2 separate regions of the Homo sapiens genome follow, and region 1 is linked to region 2. The links are chromatin contacts, found by Hi-C or POLR2A ChIA-PET in ENCODE. All regions are on one chromosome and are shown on one strand. Each heading gives the region's core, a stretch centred on a gene start or an enhancer-like site at or near the end of the contact. The rest is flanking DNA. Distances are from core to core; before and after follow the strand shown. Region 1 has its middle 85 kb from the start of TBL1XR1-AS1. Region 2 has its middle 90 kb from the start of LINC01209.

Region 1 (3,976 bases), core at 2-2,501, 45 kb after region 2:
GCAAGGTGGGTTTCTTCTGGGACCTCTCTCCTTGGCTTGGAGATGGCTTTTTCCTGGGTCTCCACATGTTCTTTTTCTCTGTGTGTCCATGTCCAAATCTCCCCTTCTTATAAGGACACATGTCATATTGAATTAGGGCCCATCTCAATTATTTCATTTAACTTTAATTACCTCTTTAAAGACCCTTATCTCTCAATGCGGTCTCATTCTGGGGTACTGAAGATTAAAACATAAACACATGAATTTGGGGTTAGGGGAATATGCAATTCAACTTCTAGCACCACCACCCACCCGCCCACACACATACACACACTTTATGCCAGACTTTCAGTAAAAATCTGCAAGATACACTGTCTTGGGTAAAAGAAATTGGTGGAAAATTAAAGACAAAGTTGTCTTCCATATATGGAATTAATGACAAAAATAGAAAAGGAAAAAAAATGGCCAGGAGGTGAGATGCAAACAGGGAATAAGAATTTAACAGAAGCAGGAAATCAAGGTTAGGAAAGCAAAGAAAAATGTGCCAGGAACAGTTTAACCCTACCCCCACCACAGAGATACTAGGATTCCCAACCAGATGTGGATTTGGCCTTGAGTGTATTTTGTTTTGTTTGTTGTGACTATTAAATGAATGATAAATCCTAAATCCTGGACATCTTTGGGTGACATGGTGATAACTGGTATGGCAATTTTTCAGTGAATTACCATTAAATCCCAGCCTATCTAATCACAGGTCATGCAACTCATTGCGGTAGAAATGTAGTCCAAATATTCATCTCTTGATTCCCAGCCCAGTTTACCATCCCTCATCATTAAAACAGAACTAGAGAGGATGACAAGGGCTAGAGGTGAAAACAACAGTGGGCCTCTCCTTGGATCCAAGGCAGCACAATGATTCAAAATCAAATGTGTGGCTGCCCAGGAGAGAAATTCAGGTGACTCACAGACGCTCTTTGACTCAGTCCTGTGTAATGGAATTTCAAAACAGGAATAACATTATTACACCTTCCAGCAATTCACAGCCAATATTTGCAATTAAAAATCACCGGGTTCTAGCCTTAAATAAGGCTGTTGAAGAACTTATGCTAATAAATGGCTCTCCTTCGCACTTACAAAATTATTCTAAGCCATTGGGAAAGGTCACTTCTGCTAACAGTGTACAAAAAAAAGATCTTCCCTTTGGTTCTAATTCTGGGTGAATGGCATGCCTGTGGGGCTGACTGACAGGACCCTGTGCCAGCATGGTGCCACATGCCAGCTGGTCAGTACAGCCAAGGAGCATACGTATGCTGGGCCCTGTATCAGCAGTCTCAGCTGGTCACTGACAAGGCAACCATGCTGAAGACATATTTTGCAATTTGGTCACACTAAAATTTGATTGCGTGTGTATGTGTGAGTCCATGTATGTTTAATGATATGAATCAATACAGTTTATTGGCAATTGTTTTTCAGACTGACAATAAGCAACACAAAAGCTCAAATAAATTGTTTCTCATCTCTTTGGAATCATGTGGAGCAAACAGGTGTAAAAAAGGAAAAGGAAAAACAGCCAAAAAAAGAGGACAGGTAAATGAGACATTTTACAGTACATTAAGGTGTGAGGCTGGCACTGCATTCTTACTAAAATACACACACACACAAATTGGGGCCTTATAGAGGAAAGAAAATAAATTTAATCTCCAGCTCGCCCAATGCAAATTCAAGGCATTCCATTCTTACTGTTCACTCCCAAAAGCTACAATCTGGCCAGTAGGACAAGAATTATGCAGGCATAAAAATATGGAGCAAAAATAAGGGAAGAAAATGGGTCCCTGAAAACCTTAAAGAAATGAAATATACTTTAAGAAATATTGGAGGGGTCTGGAAGCAGACACTGGAACAGCAACCAAATCAGTGTTCAGGTATCCAGGAAGCTGTTTGGGGTGGGAGGGAGTAAGGCTTACGAGGGCGGCCTGACCCCCAGGACGCCACGGGTCGAGTCGAGGAGTTAATGCAGGATGTTGCTGACCAGCAAGAACTTGCAGAGGAGATTTTAACAACGATTTCAAGACCTGCAGGGTCTGGAAGAGTTTGACAAGAATGAGCTCATAGCGGAATTAGAAGAACTCATCTCACTTCAAAGCCATAGGGCTGCATCACTGCTTCCTCTACAGAGTCTGCACAGGGGAGGGGAAAACTGGCCGGGGCAGGGGGCAGTAAGCAGAGCAGCAGATGCCTGCTGTTTATGATGTTGAATTATATAAAATAAACTGTATTTGCAAATCCAACATTTAGCTTCTGGGCTAGATATCATAACTTCACTGCTGAATCCTCAATGGAAAGAGCCACTTGTTTGCACTTGAAGGTGTCTGAAAATGTCATCTCTGTCCTTTTAAGACAGGCAACTTGTTCCACGTTTCTCTGTCAGACTTGTATGGTACTGGAAGAAAAGCCATTTTTTAAAAGTCATAGACCTTCCCTTGTCCTTAGCTGTAATAATACATCTGATTTTGGTTTCCTAAAGAGTTGTATTTCTCTTCAACCCTGTATGTACCTCTCTTGCCCACTCCTCATTCCCACTCCACTGGTCTTTCGGAGTTTGTGATTCTTATTTGAAATTGACAATATTCTCTTGAGAGCAAGTAAGATTGTTAGAATTAAATTGCAGCCATAGAGTTTTTAAATATAATTCTAAGGTCCTTGAGGCTGTTTGTAGTAACTGCTAGATAACTTGTTGGAAACATGTGCACACATTTGTATTCAAATGAAATTATAGTTTGCACTATCATCTATTAAATATCTTGATTAATTTTTTAAGAAAAGGAAAATATTGGAAAACCCCAAAAAGCAATTTTATTTTGTTTATTTATTTATTTATTTTGAGACGGAGTCTCGCTCTATTGCCCAGGCTGGAGTACAGTGGCTCAATCTCGGCTCACTGCAACCTCTGCCTCCCAGGTTCAGGTGATTCTCCTGCCTCAGCCTCCCGAGCAGCTGGGATTACAGACACATGCCACCATGCCTGGCTATTTTTTTTATTTTTGGTAAAGACAGGGTTTCACCATGTTGGCCAGGCTGGTCTTGAACTCCTTACCTCAAGTGATCTGCCTGCCTCAGCTTCCCAAAGTGCTGGGATTACAGGTATGAGCCACCATGCCTGGCCCAGATAGCAATTTTTAAAAACTTAGATGCATAATAGCAAAACGGAGAGTCATGTGGCTAATCAGCATGCTTCCATAAACACAAAGAATTCCAAAGATGATAATCCTGACACCAACATCATCAGTATTAAGGTTCTTCTAGTAATAAGGAATAAATACAAACTCTGGCTAGATTCAGAGAGATACGAGAGGAGAAAGGGGGAGAATGAATTTACTGGAAGGACACTGGAAGGAGTTCGTAAAGCTCTAGGGGCTTGAAGGGTAATTTCCTGTAGAGCATTGATTTTCAACCTTGATTACATAATAGAATCACACGGGTAACTGTAAAAAAAAAGAAAAAAGTAATGCACTGACTCCACTCAGACAAATTACATCAGAATCTCAAGGGGTAGGGCCCTTGAATAAGTATATTTTAAAAGCTTTCCAGCTGATTTTAATGCATAGCCAGGGATTGAGAACTACTCCTCTGGAATGTTAGAATTAACACCCCTCAATCTTTATGACTCCCTGGTCCAATGCTTTTAGCTCAAAATTCCAAAATTCCCAGGAGAGAGATGTAAGTGGCCCAGTTTACATTCATAGGATACCACTGAACAAATTTAGCCACTGCCAAGTAAACAAGGTCATATTGGACCAGACACAGCCGCTGGGAGTCCATGTCTGTGGGTCAGGGCAGGTTGAATTACTGTGAGCTGGGCAGCCACCCAGAAAGTGTCTATTACACCACCCATGGGTGTGATGGGAAGTTTCATGCTTAACCAGTACTCCCTTCTTCTCTGAGAACACACAGATAAAATGACAAGACAGAGTCCAGATTCCAGTAGGGCAGCCCAGGG
Region 2 (3,892 bases), core at 216-2,715:
AATGTTCTAAAAATACTGAGAACTGGTAAAAGACCACCAGAGTTTTGGAAAAAAAAATGCCAAGACATTTTTATAAGACACAGAACTTTCTAATATACTCAGCTTTGTTATCTTACTAGAAAGTCCTAGGCAGGGCATGAGAGGAATTATAGAAATTGTTTTAAAGCTTCTAGAATATAATGGCATTATGACTAATATGCTTCAGGCTTTTATGAAGGAAAAAAAAACTCATATTAGACGAACCTGGGAGATGTTTTTGATAGAATGCCAGAATTAATGAATGGAACACAGTAGGTGTTGATTTTATGTCATTATAAGTTAAGCCTGTTATTTTGCAGTCAAGGAATGAAAAATAAATATCAAACCAGCCTGACCTGCTCTCCTGATTTAATAGCTTAATTTCCAGAAATGCCAGTGAAAAATAGCACAAATGTTTGCCTAGGCCAATTCTTCTTTATTACAGTTCATCCATTTTCCCTTTTCCACAAGGAATGCAGCACCTAACAGAGCTTAATTAAGTTTATATTTTATGACAGAAACCACATTGCCTTACAAAAGAAAGCTTGTTAGAAGCAAGAGAGGAGGATGTGTCTCAGAACCCAGTCCATAAGAAAGCAACCAAAGATGGCTACAGTATTCTATGGATCCTTATGCCTGGTGGCCAATGCAACGATGAGGACTCTCACATGTTACAATAATGGACGTTTTACACTAAGTAAAGGTAGTAATGGAAATCACCTACATCTATGTCAAGAAAAGAAAAGTGTCTCTGGGAGATTCATCCTTAGCCCTAATGACACTTTCCTTTCATCACATAGGTTTGTGGTTTCTATATTCTTTCTTTTCTTAAAATTGAGAAAGGATGTCAGAAGGATTCTCCCTGGCCCCTTCTTGAACGTGTTAGAGGTTCCATGTCTAATGAAATTCCCTTAAGGTAAAAAGGTGCTTAAATGTGTAACAGTTTATTCTGTCAGTGGAGTTAATGTGTCAGAGCCTCAGGAATTAAGTTGCTGAAAAAACTTGCTTTCTAATGTTTTGTTTTGTTTTTTGTTTTTTGTTTTTTGAGGAGATTGGCTTGAACCCAGCAAAGTGACGGATTGCCTGTCAGAGCTAAGTGAAATGCAAATGTTTAAAATAGGATCTACATCAGGTATATAATTCAAATGAAAATAAAAGCAGGTAGCATTGTTGAGACTGCTCTGATAAAATAAAAATAGAAGTATGAATGTTTCTGTTAGGATAGAGGCAATTGCATGGAAAAATAAAAGCCAAATAATAGTTGCTCAAGCAAATCGAAAATTTATTATATGACACTCTCAAACAAAAGAAGTCCAGATGGAAACAGTACAGATTTTGTATCGACTCTTCCCAGTGACATCAGAGATGTAGGCTAAACTCTGTTCCAAAAACTTGGCAAATGGCTTCAGTTTTCAAGGTTACCTCACAGTCCAAGATGTTTGGCAGAGTTCCAACCATTACAAAAGCATTCCACACAGCAGGAAGAGTAATGGGAGAAAAGGCAAAAAGGCCCTTTTCCCAGCCAAGTTATTGAAGGGATTTGTTTCCCAACGAACTACAGCTCCTCCATATCATAATAAAAATAAGCTTACAGAACCTGTTTTCCATCAGTATCAGAATCAACTACTAATTTATCAACCCTGTCAGCCTGGCTTTTCAGAAGAAAAGGGATATAACTGGTGGCCATGCCACCTGACAACCAGGCAAGTGGCTGTTTGAAAAGCACCCTAGTGAGAACCAGAAGACTGGATTCTGATCTGCAACTAGGTCTCCGGCTCCCTGACTGATCTGGGACAAGTCACCCTCTGAACTTGAGTTTATTAATTTGCAAAATGACAGGTCTCAACTAAATGATCTTTAAGCTTCCCTCTGGTTTTTATTTTGTATGAATTATAAATCTTGGTCTCAAATTCCTCATCTGAAAAATCATAAAAATAAATAACTCTACTTTTAAAGATACTGGTCAGGCATGGTGGTTCATGCCTCTAATCCCAGCACTTTAGGAAGCCAAGGCAGAAGGATCACTTGAGGCCAGGAGTTCAAGACCAGCCTTGTCAACATAGCAAGACCCTGCCTCTACAAAATTTTAAAATTTAACCAGGTGTGGTGGTACACACCAGCAGTCCCAGCTACTCAGGAGGGTGAGGTAGGAGGATCACTTGAGCCCAGGAGTTCAAGGCAGCAGTGAGCCATGATTTCACCACTGCATTGTAGCCTGGGAGACAGACAGACCCTGTTTCTAAAAAAATAAATAAAATATACTATCTAATAATTGTTTGCGGATAAATTCCCTCAAAACAATTCTTGAGCAACGTGCTATGCACCAAGTACTATGCCAACTGTTGAAGACACAGACAAGAATAAGATACATTTCCCTTTTTTAGCTCTTTTAGGAATCGCCAAACTGCTTTCCACAATGGTTGAACAAATCTACACTCTCACCAACAGTGTGTAAGTGTTCTCTTTTCTCCACCACCTTGCCAGCATCTATTAGTTTTTTACTTTTCCATAGTAGCCATTCCCACTGGTGTGAGATGGTATCTCATTGTATTTTTGATTTGCATTTCTCTAATGATCATTGATATTGAGATTTTCTTCAAATGCTTTTTGACCACATGTATATTTCTTCTGAAAAATGTCTGTTCATGTCTTTTGCCCACTTTTTAATAGGTTTTTTTTGTTTTTTTCTTGTAAATTTGTTAAAGTTCTTTATAGATGCTGGATATTAAACATTTGTCTGATGCATAGTTTGCAAATATTTTCTCCCATTCTGTAGGTTGTCTGTTCACTCTGTTGATAGTTTCTTTTGCTGTGTAGAAGCTCTTAAGTTTAATTAGATCCCATTTGTCAATTTTTGCTTTTGTTGTGATTGCTTTAGACATCTTTGTTATGAAATCCTTTCCAGTTCCTGTATCCAGAATGGCACTGCCTAGGTTGTCTTCCAGGGTTTTTATAGTTTTAGGTTTTACATTTAAATCTTTTATCCATCTTGAGTTGATTTTTGTATATGGTATAAGAAAGAGGTTCATTCAACCCAGCAACCTCATTACTATGTATATACCCAAAGGAATATAAATCTTTCTACCATAAAGACACATGCACACGTATGTTCATTGCAACACTATTCACACACGCACACAAAAAGACAAGAAATCAATCTGAACGCCCATCGATGACAAATTGGATAAAGAAAATGTGGTACATATACATGATGAAATACTACATACCCATAAAAAAATGAGATTATGTCCTTTGCAGGAACATGGATGGAGCTGGAGGGCATCATCCTTAACAAACTAACACAGGAACAGAAAACCAAATACCACATGTTCTCGCTTATAAGTGGGAGCTGAATGATAAAGCATGGACACGCAGAAGGGAACGACAGACACTGGGGTCTTCTAGATGGTGGAGGGTGGGAGGAGGGAGAGAATCAGAAAAAATAACTATTGGGTACTAGGCTTAGTACCTAGGTGACAAGATAATCTGTACAGCAAACCCCTGTGACATGAGTTTACCTATAAAACAAATCTACACATGTACCTCTGAACCTAAAGTAAAAGTTTTAAAAAGATACATATGATGCCTTCAGGGAACTTACAATTCAGTAAATGAGACAGAAATATAGTCAAAATTCATAATACTGTGTGAAATATGCAACAAAAGGAAGGAAAGTTGGAGGACAAGGTCAGGCTAGGAGAGTTAAAGATAGCTTCCCAGAGGAGGTGATGTCTGAGTCGGGTTTCGAAAACAGAACAGGAGTTTGCTAGGCAGATAAAGGAGGAAGGGCATTCCTGGCAGACATAATATTGTGAAGACAGAGGAATGAAAACTCACAATGTTTTCAGAGAAGTATAAACTATTCAGCACTACT

Evidence for each region. A loop is a pair of places that touch in the nucleus more often than their neighbours do. ChIA-PET counts read pairs that join two places held with the same protein, here RNA polymerase II (POLR2A). Pooled maps may share reads with other maps.
Region 1: a loop to region 2 is called in a pooled map, with 2.7 times the contacts of the local background. The contact joins two enhancer-like sites. A Hi-C loop is called at or near these places in 1 of 168 maps with a recorded cell type or tissue (breast epithelium) and 2 of 50 pooled maps. POLR2A ChIA-PET finds 5 or more read pairs at or near these places in 2 of 52 experiments (T-cell and WTC11).

What each region holds. Positions count from the first base shown.
Region 1 is chr3:176,950,065-176,954,040 of GRCh38, forward strand. No RefSeq gene overlaps it. Among named protein-coding and RNA genes, the nearest start is that of TBL1XR1-AS1, 85 kb to the right of the region's middle. Within about 2 kb of position 1,252, at least 6 of the 41 ENCODE cell types and tissues checked have a DNase peak (open chromatin) inside an H3K27ac peak, as active enhancers do.
Region 2 is chr3:176,905,154-176,909,045 of GRCh38, forward strand. No RefSeq gene overlaps it. Among named protein-coding and RNA genes, the nearest start is that of LINC01209, 90 kb to the left of the region's middle. Within about 2 kb of position 1,466, at least 5 of the 41 ENCODE cell types and tissues checked have a DNase peak (open chromatin) inside an H3K27ac peak, as active enhancers do.